Linked DNA regions of Homo sapiens: region 1 is linked to region 2. A link is an interaction called in ENCODE POLR2A ChIA-PET data of the cell type or tissue named here. Cell type or tissue: MCF 10A. All regions are shown on one strand. Each heading gives the region's core, and the rest is flanking DNA. Links, peaks and the distances in the headings are about the cores only.

Region 1 (8,330 bases), core at 86-8,085, 84 kb before region 2:
ATAGCCAGCCGGAAGATTTAAACAAGATCCAGCACCTAAAATACAGTCCCTGGCACGAAGCTGGGCTCCCGTGTGGGTGCTGCCTTCTGTCCCCGGGTGTGCTTTAGGCCTCACCTCCATCCAGGCACCTGCCCAATCACCAGCACTATCCTTCAAGTGCCTGTCCATGTGGGAGTTTCTAGAACCCTCTGGGATACCCTTGGAGGCAGGACCCAACCACGGTCATCCCACCAAGACAGTACATAAAGGCTGAGACCAGAGCAGAGACCAAGCTCATCTCCTCTCCACTTTATACCCACTTCTCACCCCCACACTCCAGCCACTGTCCTGGTTTGGTGTCCCCATCTTTTCCCTGGGATCATAACATCAGCTCCCTCACTCCCTTAAACTCTCTCTGCACTGGGCCTGTCACTCATACAGATTGCATCATCCCTTCTGCAGACCTCGGTGCAGACAGAAAGAAGTCAGGACTCCTGAGTTCGGTCCTCTGTGATATGGGGCCCACAAGCCCTTGCAGTCTCATTGCCCACTAACCCCCCAACAACATCCCCTGTGCCATCACCTCTATACAACCTCACCTGCCTGCCTCCGGGAGACCAAGGTCTAGCCTTGGCTCTGCCTCCCTGTGTGACCTTAGGCAAGTTCTTTGCCTCTCTGGGCCTGTCTCCTCACCGGGCTACTGGGGCTTTATGCAAATGAGACAAGATGAGGTAGTGAGTGCCAGGTGCCAAGAGGCTCAAGAAATGTTAGCCTGCAATCCACGGCCTCCTCTTCCGCACATCCAACCCCTCCTACAGCAGCTGTTAGCAATCTACTTCCTCAACCTTAACAGCAGCAGGTTCTCTCTCTCCTAAGCTCTGGAATGCAGACGTGCTCACAGCCAGCACCAGCAGGCAGGGAGGGGAGCGGAGGGAGGACAGCTTAGAGGAAAATTACCCGGCTTTCACCCCAGCCAACACTGGTGCTCACAGCTATCTCAGAGAGAGGGGATCTGGGGGCCTGGCAAACCCTTCCTGAGCCGTGGGCTTGGCCCCAAGCTTTGACCCTTGTCTGAGCTGATGGGATGGCGGGGGGTTACTCTGGCCACCACTCCGCTGGGCCCCTCCCACTCTTTGGCATCCAAAGAGACAGGGAGGAGGAGGGAGAAAAAAAGAAAAAAAAGAAAAAAAAAACAGACTGCCTTTGTGAGGAGGAGGAACTTGGTTCCTGCTGTTGCTTGCTGGGGCCCCAGGCACCAACATAATGGAGGATCCCTGATGACAAAGGGTCCCACTGTGGCCAAGAGCCTGCCCAGTTGCCATAGCTCAAGTCTCAAATCCTAAGTACCATGTCTCTGCATCATAGAGTTTGTCATGCCCAGTGTCACATACCCTGTGACTGTGCCACGTAGCAGGCCCTGCGTTCCTCTTGCTTTGTCCTGTGTGTCTCCCTTTAGCGGCATCCCATGCCTCTTACCCCTGGGTCATGCTTCATGCACCATGTGATGTCTGTTTTGTGACAGACTCTATACCATGTACTATCTCTTGAATGCCGTGTCCATGATACCAGGTCCCACCCCTTAGAAGTATGTGCCATAAACCTTGTCCTGGATCTATGAATTGTGTTGTCCCTTGCTTGGTGATTCACATCAGGAAGGGGACAGGATGATGTTTAGGGAGGACAGGCTCTCAGATGGACTCCCAGCCCTATCAACTATCATCTATGTGAGCCTGTAAAAGTGACTTCCCGTCTCAGTGCCCGTTTCTTCAGTTATAAAATGAAACTGATACTCACATTCACCGAGGATTAAAGTAGGTAATGCATGTAAGATGCTTAATCTAAGAAGCTGGCACAGAGTGAGTGCTTTAAAATGTTTGCTAGGCCTGTGCCAACCGTACCTGGGCATCTGTGTTATGTCCTGTGCCCTGCGTACCAGCCTCCCACGTGCCCAGCTCCTCGGGTGCGTCAGACACTGTGCACATTAGTGAAATTCAAACAACCCCCTACAAGGAGGGTAGGATTATTCCCTCTCATACAGAGGAGTAATGGAAGGGCAATAATTTGCATGAGGTCACAGGGCCAGCTGGAATGAACACAGCTCTGGATCTTCGGAGAGACAGAAAGCAGGCCAGGTGAGGTGGCTCATGCCTATAATCCCAGCACTTTGGAAGGCTGAGGCGGGAGGAATCCATTGAGTTCAGGAGTTCAAGATCAGCCTGGGCATCACCACAAGTCCCCATCTCTACAAAAAATACAAAAATTAGCCAGGCATGATGGTGTGTGCCTGTGGTCCCACCTACTCGGGAGGCTGAGGTGGGAGGATCGCTTGAGCCCAGGAAGTTGAGGCTGCAGTGAGCAGAGATCACGCCACTGCACTCCAGCCTGGGTGACAAAAAATACAACAATAAAACAACAAAGAGACAGAAAGCAGATGCGTGGTCAGCTATGGGGTGTGCATAGAGATGGACGTAAGCAAGCATGAGGGATCCTTTTGGGGATGATGAAAATCTTCTCAACTGGATTGTGATGATGGTTGCATAACTCTGTAAATGTACTAAACATTATTGAATTGAGTGAATTATGTGTATGTAAATTATATGTAAATTTACTCCAATAAATCATGTAAATTATATTTCAATAAAGCTGTTTTTAAAAAAAAAAGAAAAAAAAAGCCCACACGCTTCCTGTGTACTATTCTGCCAAAGCATTCTGCAAGAGAAGGGCGCTCCCTGTGGGTCAGTGAAGTTCAATCAGAGGCCGAGCTGCTCTGAGGCCCAGCTGGGAGCCAGTTTGAGCCGAGCAGTTCCCTAACACCTCTGTGGACCAGGTGTGCAGCAGGATCACCCAAGGAGCTCAGGAAACAATAGATTCCCAGGCCCCACCCCTAGCCTCTGAGTCTGTAGGTCTAGGGTGGGGCCCGGGAACCTCTGATTCTGAGGCTCAGCCAGGACTGGGCCCACATCTTCCTTTCACATTTGGGGAAACTGAGGCTAGGCAGGAGAGGGGCCTGGTCAGACCTAGTTGATCAAACAGTGGGAGAGCCAGGGCTAGAATTAGAGCCCTTTCCTCTTCTCGTCTCTCCATTCCCTCCGCCTCCCTCCCACTCCTCCCCCTGTCCTCAGCCTCCCGGTGACTCAGGGCTGAGTCACCCAGAGGCCCCACAGAGGAAACTTCTTAGGAAAAACAATCGCCAAACAAAGCTTTCCCTGATCTGGGGAAGAGAATAGGCCCAGGGGGCCAAGAGAGGGAGGGGAGGGAGAACACAGGGTGGAGTCGGAGGCTCCAAGACTTGGAGTCTCAGCCACTCCCTTGTGTGGGGCCCTAGATAGGGACGTCCCCGGAATGAACGTCCCCATCTGCAAATAACACCTCCTATGCTCATAGAAGCCCATTGTGATGATAAGTACTTTATAAGCATTGTCTTGTTGAATCCTCCCCAAAACCCATGGCTGGCATTGTCTCCTTTTATAGACGGAGGAACAAAAGCTCAGAGAGGTTCAGCCCAAGGTTACACCATTAGGAATTCAGGGCTGTCTGACTCTGAAGTCCGAAGTCTGACTCTCACTTCTACACACCTTTAAAAAATACCTACTGTACACAGTGGCATGAAGATCAGCTCTCATCAGACAGGTAAGGAGAATGATGGCCACAGTGGCTGTTCAATCACAAATTGTCTCCTTTCTTTCTCTGACTTCCCGGCCCAGAGGGCACACAAACAGGAACACCAATAGTCATTCAAGCAGTTGTGGGCCCTGGGAGCACAAAGGAGGGAGCACCCATGGCCCAACAGAGCCACGGAGGAGGGGCATTGGGGCAGAGCCTTGGAGGATAAATGGAGTTTCCCTTTTGGGAAGGTGGGAACAACAGACGCAAAGGCTTGGGGGTGTGGCCTGCACAAGGAAGCGTAAACAGTTTGGAGAAGCATGGCTGGGGTTGAGACAGTGGATACCTCGGGGAGAAGGGGTCTGACTGCTACGGAGTCCTGGCCTGACCGGACACACTGAGGATTTTTAAGCAGGGAGAGAATAGAATTGGAACTGGTTTCATCTCTGCAGGGGGCCTGGCTGGTGTTGAACTAGGAGTCAGGAGCGGGACTTTCCCTCGGGTCTCCCTGGCGTCCCTCCTCTGAGCTGGCTTCGGGGACCACCCCAGATCCCGTGCTACTCACCCATGGGTCAGAATTGCCCCTGAGGGCTTCTTCCTCGGCCATCGCGAGGCTGGGGGGAGCTATGTGGGCCTCTCCTGACACAGGCCAACCTAATCATCTCAGCCTATAAATAGGACTCAGGATTAGTCTGGAAATAGCTGTGCCAAGCCAACTCCGCAGGCATCACAGGCACACACAGTTCCGGAAATGGTTCTTCTCCTCAACACAATTAAAACCCAACACTTCCTCAGGAAACTATTGTTCACACTCCACTTTGCTTCCTTAAGCACAAGGCCGTCAATTTTGGGGGGAAGAACCTGCCTGCCTACTGCTGATTAGTGGGGGTATGCTTTGTGGAGAGGAGGCCCTTTTCCTGCTTCTCCCTCTCTGAGGACCTGAAGGAGTCACTACCATTCTCTGGGCCCCAGTTTCCCCAAAGGTAAATTAGGGAGGTGGGACATGATGCCATTTTTAACTTACCAGGATTTCAAAAATTAGAATTGTAATAAACATGTGAGCAGGGAGAAATGAACAGGTTCAGGGCCTGCCACTGAGGAGCTGAGTGGCCTTGGATGAGCCACTGTTCCTCTCTGGGCCCCAGATTCCTCAGCTGTAAAATAAAGGTGCTGGGGGATGATGTCCAAGATTAATAATTTTTTTTTAATTTCATTTTTTTGTTTAGTATTTTTGAGAACCCAGCCACCTGGCCATGCTGTACCAGCCTTGTGCTGAGTGCTGGGGATAAAGGAACAAATAAAACCCAGTCCAGGCTTCTGTGTGCCCAGCCCTGTGCCGGGTCCCAGTGGGTAACAGCATGTCCAATCCCCTCAGTGTCCCACTAGAGGCTTCCTTTGGGGCTGCTGGGGACATCTTGTTTCTAGTTGAGAATTCAGATTTATGTCCAAAGACAAGAACTCCCTGAGGGGCAGATTACAACATGGACTGGGCCATTACAATCAACAAGGACACAAAGCTAACACAGCCATCGTTATACACCAGACATGTGCTAAGGACTTGATTTCCCCATTGTTTAATCATCACCAACTCCATTATCACCCCCATTTCACAGATGTGGAAACTGAGGCTGAGAAGAGTAAGGGACTTGTCCAAGGGCACAGAGCAAGTCAGGGCTACGGTGATGTTTCAGGCCCAGACCTGTTTGCCTCTGGAGCCCAGGGTTTAACACACCCCAGTGCTGCTGTGAAAGGGCTCTGGACAGCTCAGGCTGGCCGGCCAATTCGGGGATAACCGAACAGAGGTATGGAACAGAAAGGGGCGTTGAGGATGTTGCTGTGTGTGTGCGGTGGGGGGAGTGACAAGGCTTCAGCAATGGTACTCATTCTCTCCAACCAGCTCCCAGTGCTGCTGTCCTCTGATCCACCCTCCGCTCTGCCTGCCATGGACTAATTGTTCTGAAATCCCATGGATCAAGTCACTCCTCAGCTGAGGACCTGTCCATGGCTCCCTGGTACCCAGAGGATAGAAACCCAGCATTCAAAACCTCTCTAACCAGCTCCCCACCTCAACCCTCACACTCCTGCTCACTAGCCCCCAGGCGCAGTGGGCTCTTCCAGCGGCCAAGCCTGTGCCTACGGTGCCTTCTTGCCTGGAATGCCCAACTCCCCCTTCTCAGCCTTCTTTGACTCTCAAGTAAGGAAAAGCACTCTTTGTCTCCCTGAGCCCCTTGGCACTTATCACAGAGCACTCTGGGCGTTAACTTCCACTGTCTCCGTCTTGGATTAGAGTGGATCTCAGAGGGCCCGGTGGTGTCTGCTTCACCTCCCTCTCCACTGCAGCAGCTTAGCAAGGACTGGCCGGGTAAACTAAAAAATGCAAAGAGCTGAGAGAATCCTGGGAAAGTGCACATTTCCCAGGACTGCCCAATGACAAGCCCCGTACCAAGGCACAGCATCAGGATACCCTGATGTGGAAGAACCAAAAATTGCACCCTCATGGCTTATCAGGATGGTCCTTGTGTCTGTCCCTTTCAAGGGTTCTGATAATGAAATCTGGGCAAGTCACCCTCCTGCTTTAAAACTTCCAATGGTTCCCAGAGGTCTAGCATAAAATCCAAACTCAAGGGCCCACATAACCTAGGTGCTGCCTGGCCCCCAGGCCCTCCTCTTGCCACGCCCCCCTCCCTGGCCAGCCTCCCTCACTTCTTTCAGTTCCTCAAGGACTCCCCCTCACTAAAGCCTTACCCAGGTCGCCTCTCTGCCTAGGGGGCTCCTCCATTCCCTGCTCACTCAGCCACCTCCCTCTCCCTCTTCAGGTCTCACTTTTTAGGGGAGGCTTCCCTGATCTGTCCAGATAAGACCTCACCACTCCCACCCAATCCCAAACGCTCCCATAACCTGATCGTTTCCTTCACAGCAAGAATTAATCTTCAGTGTAAATAATGATCTACTGAAGACCTATGAGGAATGGGAAAGTCTTGTTTTTTGCTGATTCTTCAACACCCAGCTCAGAGCCTAAATATCTCTCAAATGAATGAATATATGAATGAATGAATGAATGAATGAATGAATGAATGAACCTATATACATAAATCAAGACAAGAAGGTGGGCAGAATCCTAGGGAACACTGAGGCAGGAAAAGCAGGGCCCTGGGCCAGGCGTCATGGCTCACACCTGTAATCCCAGCACTTTGGGAGGCCAAGGCAGGCAGATCACTTGAGGTCAGGACTTTGAGACCAGCCTGGCCAACATGGTAAAACCCTGTCTCTACTAAAAACACAAACATTAGCCGGGTATGGTGGCACATGCCTGTAGTCCCAGCTACTCAAGAGGCTGAGGCAGGAGAATCACTTGTACCTGGGAGGAGGAGGTTGCAGTGAGCTGAGATCGTGCCACTGCACTCCAGCCTGGGCACCACAGCAAGACTCCGTCTAAAAAAAAAAAAAAAGAAAAAGAAAGAAAGAAAGAAAAAGAAAACCAGGGCCCTAACTAAAAAAGACAGGAGGAAAAACAGGGCCCTAACTAAAAAGAGAGGAGGGGCCCTAACTGAAAAAACCAGGGCCCTAACTAAAAAAGTCAGGAGGAAAAACAGGGCCCTAACTAAAAAGAGAAGAGGAAATAAACCAGACAGTGCAGCCTCCCAGAAGCAAAAGGAGGGAGTTTCTGGAACTGCACTAGAGACTGGCACATGGAGTCCTGAGGAAAGAGCACTGGATTGGACATCGAGGAGGTCACTGGGGCCTCCCTGATTGAACCAAGGTTCCGTGGAGGTGGGCACAGGGCTGGTACATTGCAGGGGGCAGAGGAGTAAAGAGGGATGAATAAGCAAAGCTCTCAGGCGACGGTTGCTCAGCTGGGTCTATGCCAGCCTGGCCCTGCAGGGTCTGCGGAAGACAGGGCCCCTGTGTCATAGTCACCAAAAGCATCAACAGAGCATAACATTCTTTTTGTTGACAGATTACATTGAGGCAACTTGGCTTTTGGAGTTATCAGGGCTCAGTCTCAAAGGCAGATGCATCAGAGCCAAGACCCGGCCCTCAAGTCCTCCTATTAGGGCAGCACTAGGGCTACCTCTTTGTCAGCAGAACCTTTGGATAGCCGCTGATGGGGTGAGTCAGCTTTCTGGGCCCGGCAGACCTTTTGGGAATCCCTGGCTTTTGGGGCACAACATCCTGGGGACCACCAAAAAGCCCTTTCACCTGAGCTTTGGGAAAGAGGAACAGCTCCGGCTGTGGGTGGCTCATGTCACCATCTGGAAGCCAGCTGGGCCACAGCAGACGCGTAAGTCCTGTATTCATTCATCCCCTTCTCCTTTTGGCAGAAAAGGGATGGCGTGGGTTGGAGGGGTGTTTTCCTGGGTTCTTGCACAATTGCTCATTAGAAATTCACTTCTGTTTGGGTGTTGGAAGCTGGGCGATTCCCCCTAGTAGTGATCCTTCCTGTCTCACTGGTCACAAAGCCCTTTGGCATCTACAAGCTCGTTGGGTCCACACAGCAGCTTTGTTAGGTGGGTAGGGGGAGACCAAGGCACCCATCCTACAGGTGGAGAAACCGAGGCTGAAGCTGGGAGGTGAGCCAGTCTCCTGGCTTCCAGCCCAGGACTCTGCACTCCTCCCCCCACCTCCCCACCTACTTCAGCAGGTCACCTGTGAATCTGATAGTCAGGTGGGCCCCACCCTGCCAGCTGGCCCCAGCGGGCATGACTCATCCGCTTCCCCATGACTCACACACCTCAGGTGCTCCTCCT
Region 2 (8,330 bases), core at 147-8,146:
AAGATGCATTCTTTTTTTTTTTTCATGTAACATGGCCTCTTAAGTCGAAACCACCAACTTCTGGTCGTCAGCCAAAGGAATGCTTCAATGACAATAAATGAGTCTCCGGTAGGGTGCTTTCCTGGGAAAATTTCAAGCTTGCTTTTTACCTCATTAATGTCATGCCCTCATAAGCTGTGACACGAGAGGATATTTTTTGGGAGGGGGTGGTATAAGGTGTATGGGGAGATGAAAGGGCACTATTTCAATGGACACACAATTTCTTTTACAATTGAATACAGAATGTACTTATTGTTACATTTATGCATCACCTTTTTTTAGTGTGATAAGTTGAATCTAATCCTTTTTCATACCCAGAGACGAATGAGTCTCATGCCCTTGATTTTGATTTCTTTGTCAACCTACTAAATTTTGAAGTATATTAATTGCTGTTTCTGTTTTGGTTAATGTCGACAGCCATACCACCATGACCGCACCTGATCTCAACTTTTTTTGGTTAAACTAGCTTTTTTGACCATTTCTTTTTAATTAAATTATGTATCACTGGAAGTTAATCAACTACATTAAAATATATTCGTTTTTTAAATTAGGTAGAACACACATGTGGTAATAAAATTTAGAGTACAAATTGTATTAGTTCTTCTAAATCTTCAATACTGCTTCAGGAATTGGGACACCAGTATTTTAAAGTCTGAGTGTGGCTCGGTGGCAACTCCAAAACCACTAAACAAAAAAGATTCAAGCATAGGGGTAGGGGGGAATCTCCAATTCAAGATAAGCCTATGAACCAAAATTCACAAGCATAAGAGGAAAATGAACAAATAAAATTAAGCCTATAATGAGGAGATGAATTAATTTTGTTTAAATAAACACAACAGAGAGATCTGAAAATGACTTTAATTGTTTAGGCTCTGGGAAGAGATGAAGGATAAAATAACATCTACTTTTTACAAAACAATTTATAAAAATACAAGCAGAAATGAAGCCAGAGCAGGTGACAAACAACCTGCACACCTGGAGGATTCCAGGCATCTTCCCAGGAACAGGTGACCCCTCACACATTTGCTATATCTTCCAGCAGATGGTTAGCTTGTGTCATTATGCCACACTCCTCTCTGATGGACACTTCTTTGCCGTACTCCAATCTGGGACTAGAAAGTCAAGGTGGGAGGAAGGGATAAGGGGAAGCAACTTCAGCCCCTCTTCATCTAAGGTTCTCCCCACACCATCCAAAGCCCCTCCAGTGCTGTCTCTCTCCATCTGTGTTCTCCTTTGTGCAGGAAGCAATAGGGCAGAGCAGATCAGTGCTGCCCAAACAGATAGATATCCAGGGAGTTGTCAGTCCCATCTTCCTGCAGGCACACCCAATCCTCACTGGTGATTCTTTTGGAGCCCCTCTCCTTTGGTTCTAGATGAGGACACAGTCTCCATGAGGGGACAGAAAGAAGGCGTCTCTTTCCATGACATTACAATTTCCCTAAAGGCTGACTTCCCTCCCATGTCTCCAATCTTTCTTTCCACAGATTACTGGTGATGGTGTGTCTGTGGGGATGGGGTTGGAAATGGGGAATAGGTGAGGGAGTAGTGGAGTGGAGGTAGAAGTTGGTCAAGAGCTGACTTCTTCAACAACTGCTCTTCAAATTCCCTGCTAGAAGGTAGCTGGCCCCAGCCACTGGCAGTTTTTTCAGTGTAGAATGTGAGCTCCTTGTGGGCTTTTTATTTTCAAGTTTGGGCTTCAGCAACAGATCCAGGACAATAGGAAGAGATGTATACATGGAATAAACCCCTCTCAATGTCTAGTTACATAAACATACATGTCTTCTTTGCCCTCCTCTTATAGTTTAACAAATGTTGGCATACTATTTAGTTTTCTGCACCTTGCTTTTTTCCCTCCAAGTATTTCCTAGACATTGTTCCATATCAGGACATATACATGGGCCTCATTCTTTTTGATGGCTGCATAGTATTTCACAATATAGATGTACTATAATTTACTATTACAGCTTTCTAGTGATAGACATTTAGTTTGTCTCTAGTTTTTTGTTATTACAAACAGTGCTGCAGTGACTATTCCATGTATACATCTCTTCTTATAGAAACAACTTTTTAAAAAAGTTAAGTAGAAACCCCAATGGATGTTTGGCACCCAATGGACAGTCCCTCTTAATTATGCTGCAACTGGTCACATACACTCTCCTCACTTTGAAAATTCTGGGACTTATTAAAAGAATTGACCATTCCTACTGTTTTTTAATTGCATTCCTTAGCATGTGATAGGCACTCTGCATCCACAAGAGTGTTTCTGTTCAAAGCTGCATCAAAGTGTAATGTCTTTCACATAGGAAAGCAGCAGTTAGGGACCTGCATTTAAGCTGGCTATTGTGAAACAAGAGCAAATAAGGGAGGAAATGGAATAGGGCTTAGTACAGCCCTGAGGTCACATGTTGCCAGATTTAAGTCCCACCCAATTTTCACCTAAACGACTTTAGATCTGTATGACACTCAGTTTTTTCATTCATAAAATGGGGTAAATATAGTACTGACTTCATGCGGATGTGGTAAGGATTAAATGAGAAAATATGCATGATTCTTAGGACAGTTGCTGGTACATAGTAAGTGTTGAATAAACATCAGCTATACATAAAGATCTCCCTTCAGGTGATAATGGCTATAAGGAAACTTACTAGCCAGGTCTAAGTTCATACCTGGGCAATTAATGATCATTGGTTCACAGTTTTCTCCTTTACTTGGCACAGGCAAATTTCTTAGTTTCAAAAATGTTAAAGTGTGACAACAAACTATACTTATTAAAGAATGTGGAAATAGAAGCCTAGACCTCTAGGGTTGCAAAAGGATTTCAATATCACCTTAGATTAGATTATCATGTAATAATCATTTCCATTTCTTATTATATACCAGATATTTTGCATATACTATCCCATTTAATTTTCACAAAGACCTATTTGAGAGAGATATTACTATTTTCATATTGCAGAAAAGACTGACAATCTCAGAAATCAAGTGACATGCACAACTGCATACCATTAGATTATAGAGCAGGAATTCGAACCCAGGTCTCTGAAAATATGAGATGTACAAACTGGCACACACTTTTACAGTGAAATCTCACTTGTTCATGGCAGAACCAGTTCATAAAAGGTCCTGAACGCTAAGAGAAAGATTGATTTAATTTGGGGGTGGGGAACTAAGGCAGGGCCACCTTATCCATTAGGCACAGTACAGTATGCACAGGGCTTAGGGCCTCCAATACTTTTAGGGGCCAACAAAAATGAATATTTATTTATTTTAGAGACAGGGTCTCCCCATGTTGCCCAGGCTGGAGTGCAGTGGCTGTTCACAGGTATGATCCCATTACTGATCAGCACGGGAGTTTTGACCTGCTCCATCTCCGACCTGGGCCGGTTCATCCCTCCTTAGGCAACCTGGGTGGTCCCTCCCTCCTGAACTTAAGTGCAGACACTCTATCTAGTGACACAGTGCACTACAGCCCAGAACTCCTGGGCTCAAGCGATCCTCTCTCCTCAGCCTCCCCAGTAGCTAGGATTACAGGCGCAGACTACCAGCCCTCCTTGCTTACGTTCCTTTTTTTTTTTTTTTTGAGACAGTCTCGCTCTGTTGCCCAGGCTGGAGCGCAGTGGCGCGATCTCGGCTCACTGCAAGCTCCGCCTCCCGGGTTCACGCCGTTCTCTTGCCTCAGCCTCCCGAGTAGCTGGGACTACAGGCGCCCGCCACCACGCCCGGCTAATTTTTTTGTATTTTTAGTAGAGACGGGGTTTCACCGTGTTAGCCAAGATGGTCTCGATCTCCTGACCTCGTGATCCGCCCGTCGTGGCCTCCCAAAGTGCTGGGATTACAGGCGTGAGCCACCGCGCCCGGCCGGCTTACATTCTTTTAAAGTCAGAAGAAAAAAATGAACTTTCAGGTCAGAGAAAATATTTTGTTATATAATATTGATACGTCATGTTTATATCAATGCAGTTGTAAAATATGTTAAATATTTATACATATATTTAACTTACATGTGTGTGAAATATATGTGTGTGTGTAATGTACAAGCCACAAGGCAAAAGTGCTCAGGGTCCAAGAAAGTCAAAACGTGTCCCTGCACCCGAAAAGCACGAAACCTTCTGGGGCAGTGATTATGGCAGAGCAAGTTGGAAGATGGCAGGTGGTAGACAAATTGTGAAAAATATCACATTTCTCTCACCCTGTCAAAGGCAACCCCAAAGTGAAGTCAAAATAGAGATGAAATGCAGGGTCACTTCCTAGCTGCGTGATCTTGGACAAGAGAGTTGACCAACCTGAGCCTCAGTTTCTCCATGGATACAATGGGGATGCGTGCCTCCGACGTTTGTTGGACAGGACCGGTATATACGAAGCATACAGCGGTATATACAGTAAATGCCCCCATAAATACACGTTGAATGAATGCAGTAAATGCATGCTTAGCATGGTGGCCAGTATACGGTAAGCGTCCAATAAGTGGTAAATGTTGGCTTTAAAAATTGTTCAAAAGTCTCCACGAGCGACAACCCTAGTTCTCCAAGACGCAGGCGCACCCCACCAGGTTCCACGCAGACCTGCGCAGTAGCTCCCCCAAGAGGCGAGGACACGCGACTGCGCTTGCGCATACGCGCTTTCCACCTTCCCTCCGGGCGCGAGCGCCCGTGGGGCGGGCCTCAGCGGCGGCGCGACAAGTCCAGAGGTGAGGGCTGAGGAAGGGGCGTGGCTAGCGGGCTGGCCTCAGCCACCCTCTTCCGGGCTCCGCCAGCTGCGCGCGCATCTTCTCCCCCTTCTTTTGTGGTCCGGCCCATTGCGAGGGTGACAGGAAACCCTGTGCAGGGAGCGCCGCCATCTTGGACCAGCCCGAGGAAGATACTGAGGGAGCACAGGAGCAGTCACCGCTGCCACTGCTACTGCCGCTACTGCTGCCGGCGCGTCTGCACCTCTCGGCCTGCCAGTGTACCTGCCGGCGCCTCGGTCGACCGCCCCCGCCCCCTCTCCCGCTGCGTCCGCACTCCTGTTCCTGGTCCTGACGCCCCCCTCCCGCCCGGAAAGCTGCCCAGCCACCAGCAACCCCCCAGGTAACCCGGGCCTTCCGTAGTGTCCGGCCGGCTGATACCTCCTCGCGCCGGGTTCTTCAGAGGGGCGTGTGTGGGGACGGTGGAGACTGGGCCGCAGGCGGGCGGCGCCCCGGGGCCAGGCCCCGTCAGGCCGTGGCTAGCCCGTGGGTCGGCGGTGAGCGCCGCGGCGCCGGCCTGACAGGACTCCTGGGCGGGGGCGGAGGTGTCCCCTGCGCGGCTCCGGCCTGAGCCTCCTGCCCTCCCCAACCGGCGGGGCGCTCCGAGGCGTGCAGGGAAGGGTGTGTTCCGGCCTCGCCTTCCCCGCCTTCTCGGCGCGGCTGGGCAGGACCGCATCTCCCGCGGGCCCCCCTCTCGCCGCTGTTCCCCGCGGCCGCAGCCCGCCCCCGCAGGGTGTACCCACGCGTGCCGCGCCGCCCTGCAGCCCGCAAGCCCCAGACGTGGCGGTCCCGTCCCGTAGGCCGCGTCTGGCTCTGAGTACAAAGGCAGCTCTTCGCAGCCCTCTTGGCGTCTCGGGGCAGCTCCGGTGTCCTTGTCGATGTGGGGAGCCCGGCCCTGCAGCCGGGCCGGGCCGGGGCCGGGGTCTGGGTCTGTGCGCCTGTGCTTGCGATGTCCTGGTTTTGGTGCGTTCCTGTGAGGCCCGTGGACAGCCTCTACGGCCCTGAACCTACAGAGCATCTAGAAATAAGAGAAAGTTGTGGCATTTCTAGAATCTAAGAGAAGACGACAGAGCTGGAGTGTTTTAAGCGTTTTAACTGTGGGCCAGGTACATATTTATGTATTTTTGTACCTATTTATCTTGCCCCGCGTAGCCCTCGGAGATAAGTTGTCTCCACTTCATAAGTGAGGAAACTGAGGCCTAAAGTTGTGATGTGTGTCTGGCTGTTGATGGTACATTACAAACTGGCTTCGGCTCACACTGTGGCTGGTGGTTTCTGTACTACATTCAAAAATTAGGCTAGGGTTACAGACATGACCATTTATAATGTAGTTACAACTTTATTCCTTTTTTACTGTGTTCGCATTGGATGACAGCTGATTACCCTTTTATGACCTAAAGTCCATAAAGTCAACCACTACACTGGCAAATCCTCATGCTTACAAACCCCAAAGGAGAGATGCCAGGATTTCAGTTTCATATATGAAGAAGAAACGGGTTCCAAGAGGACAGGTGCCTTCCTGGTGACCCCACAGCAAGTGTCAGAGCCCAGATTTGAACTCTTGCAAAGTTTACTGCTCATTTCGTTACTATCCCAACTGCCTTTAAAAAATTCTTTTATTTTTCTAAGGTAAATATTGTAGAGGAACAACTGCCTTTTATTTAGATTTGATTGTTGAAGACAAACTTGACCTTGCAGTAATCCAGCTCCTACCCCTTTATTCCCCCAAGCCTTTCCAAATTTTTTCTTCCAAGTTCTGTTTAGGCAGTTTTATTTGATCATGCCTAGAGGTATGTCGTGGTTAAGAGTTTTGGAGTCATACTGTCAAGGGTTCTCCCTCCAGTACTGCCACTTCCTAGTTAAGTGATCTTAAGCAAGTTACTTAACCTTTCGGACTCAGTGTCCTTATCTATAAAGGGGATAATTGGACCTGCATCTTAGAGTTGTTGCTAGGATTAAATGGGGTTTAAAGAAAGCCCTTAGCACATTGCTTGGCATATAGTAAATCAGTGCCTGTAACAGTGCCAGGCACATAGTGGGTGTTTAATATCTTTTGAATGAATGAGAGAGGAGTATAGCTTTGGAGAGCTACATGTAGAGTTAAACCTGGGCCTTAATTCTAGCTCTCCATTTAGTAGTAGTATGACCACGGGTAGATCACTTCGGTTTCCTTATCTGAAAAATGAGTTTTTAGGATTAGAGACTGTTTATAAAGTAGCTGGCATGTGTTAGGCCCTCAATAAATGGCAGTTATTGTAAAGACGTAAAACCTTAGATTATAATAGCTATTAAAAAATCCCTTGAAATTAAAGCTACATCTTAAAAAGTTGTTGCTTTTTTTGTATTACAGTTAAACTTTATCATTGTTGCATACTTCAACTTTGCAACAGAATTTGGAGTGTTCATTTTTATCAATATCAAATATCTTTGCATAGTCACAGTAAGATATTGTGCTAGTGGAGGAAACTTGATTAAGGTAAATAAAATGTGAAAACTTGGGCTATTGAGAGATGTTTCATGTTTTTTAAAAGAGGCTTGAAACATTTTTATGTGGTAAAAAATGCCAGGCATGGCTAAAGACAACAGTTTGACAAATAGAAGTATTAGAGGTACTGTACTTGACTTTTAAAAAGCTTCTTATTCTAGACAATTTTAAATATATACAAAATCAGGTAGCATACTGAGCATTCATATACCTATCAGCCAGTGTCAACAGTGATCAGTCTTGCTTCATCAATATACACTTGCCTCCTCCTTGCCAAATTATTTTGAAGCAAATCTCAGACACAATATCGGTAGTAAAATTTTCACTATTAATCCTTTTAACTTGAGCAGTAAGTGCAGGGGTTTTTTTTGGCTTTTTGGTTGTTAAGTGCTTTCTTTCTGTAAACAGAGGTCCAGTATTAGAATACTTTATTTCCTGTATATAGAAGACCATCAAAGTTACTTTTGCCACATTAAGCAATCCAGCTTTTAAAAATGATTCACATTATTTATATAAAAGTGACATTAAGTATATTGTCAAAAGTAAGGTTTTTTTTTTAAGTGGGTGGGCTACTTGTACTACTGTTGAGGAAATTGACCACTCATTTTTATTAGATTAGATTATTAGATTAACTACAGAAGTTTTATCCGCCTGACTGACAAATCAGGTAGTAGTGGTCCATTTTAGTGGGCCTCTAAAGCAAGTCAGCATGCTTCTGTTGTTGAGTTCCACGAAGGCAGAGACAGTGTTGTCTTTTTTGATCATTGCTGTCTTGCTAAAGCCTGGCACAATGCTTTGTGCTTAGTAGATACTTAACAGATATGTTTATGTTGGAACTACAGAAGCAGTCCATCTCAGCTCTGGTATTTTTAACAAAACGTCGTGCATGTTAAAAAACAAACAAAAAACTTATCAGTGGAAATAACAAGGATAAGAATTAAATTACCTGGAATATTTAATGGGTTGCTTTTCCCTTGTTATGTCTTGGATCAGCTATGTAAAAATTATACAGTAACATCATAGGTTCTAAGGAGTAGAATAGCTGTATAACAGTTTTTAAAATCAGAGCAAACAGTAAGTAGT

What was found. Peaks named below come from ENCODE experiments on the same cell type or tissue, not always from the same donor. Only the 100,000 strongest peaks of a DNase experiment are listed, where the experiment ranks them.
Region 1: POLR2A ChIA-PET joins it to region 2 with 19 read pairs; 10 of 35 experiments call an interaction of 5 or more read pairs at or near these places.

What each region holds. Positions count from the first base shown.
Region 1 is chr9:121,282,003-121,290,332 of GRCh38, reverse strand. The region is part of intron 2 of GSN (gelsolin); the gene reads right to left. It overlaps GSN-AS1 (GSN antisense RNA 1), which reads left to right and starts at 4,803. Exons shown (of 1, transcript NR_103560.1): 1 at 4,803-8,330. RefSeq lists a silencer at 2,628-2,922 and enhancers at 3,062-4,261, 5,076-5,576, 7,660-8,330. In MCF 10A, for the core only: a CTCF peak has its summit at 2,700; DNase peaks (open chromatin) are centred at 2,792, 3,152, 3,832, 7,932 and 1 weaker place.
Region 2 is chr9:121,198,414-121,206,743 of GRCh38, reverse strand. It overlaps RAB14 (RAB14, member RAS oncogene family), which reads left to right and starts at 4,875. Exons shown (of 8, transcript NM_016322.4): 1 at 4,875-5,105. It also overlaps a transcript of GSN not described here and the pseudogene RN7SL181P. RefSeq lists enhancers at 4,294-4,453, 4,724-4,943, 4,762-5,261 and silencers at 4,954-5,423, 5,444-5,693. In MCF 10A, for the core only: a CTCF peak has its summit at 4,585 (motif pointing left); a DNase peak (open chromatin) is centred at 4,783.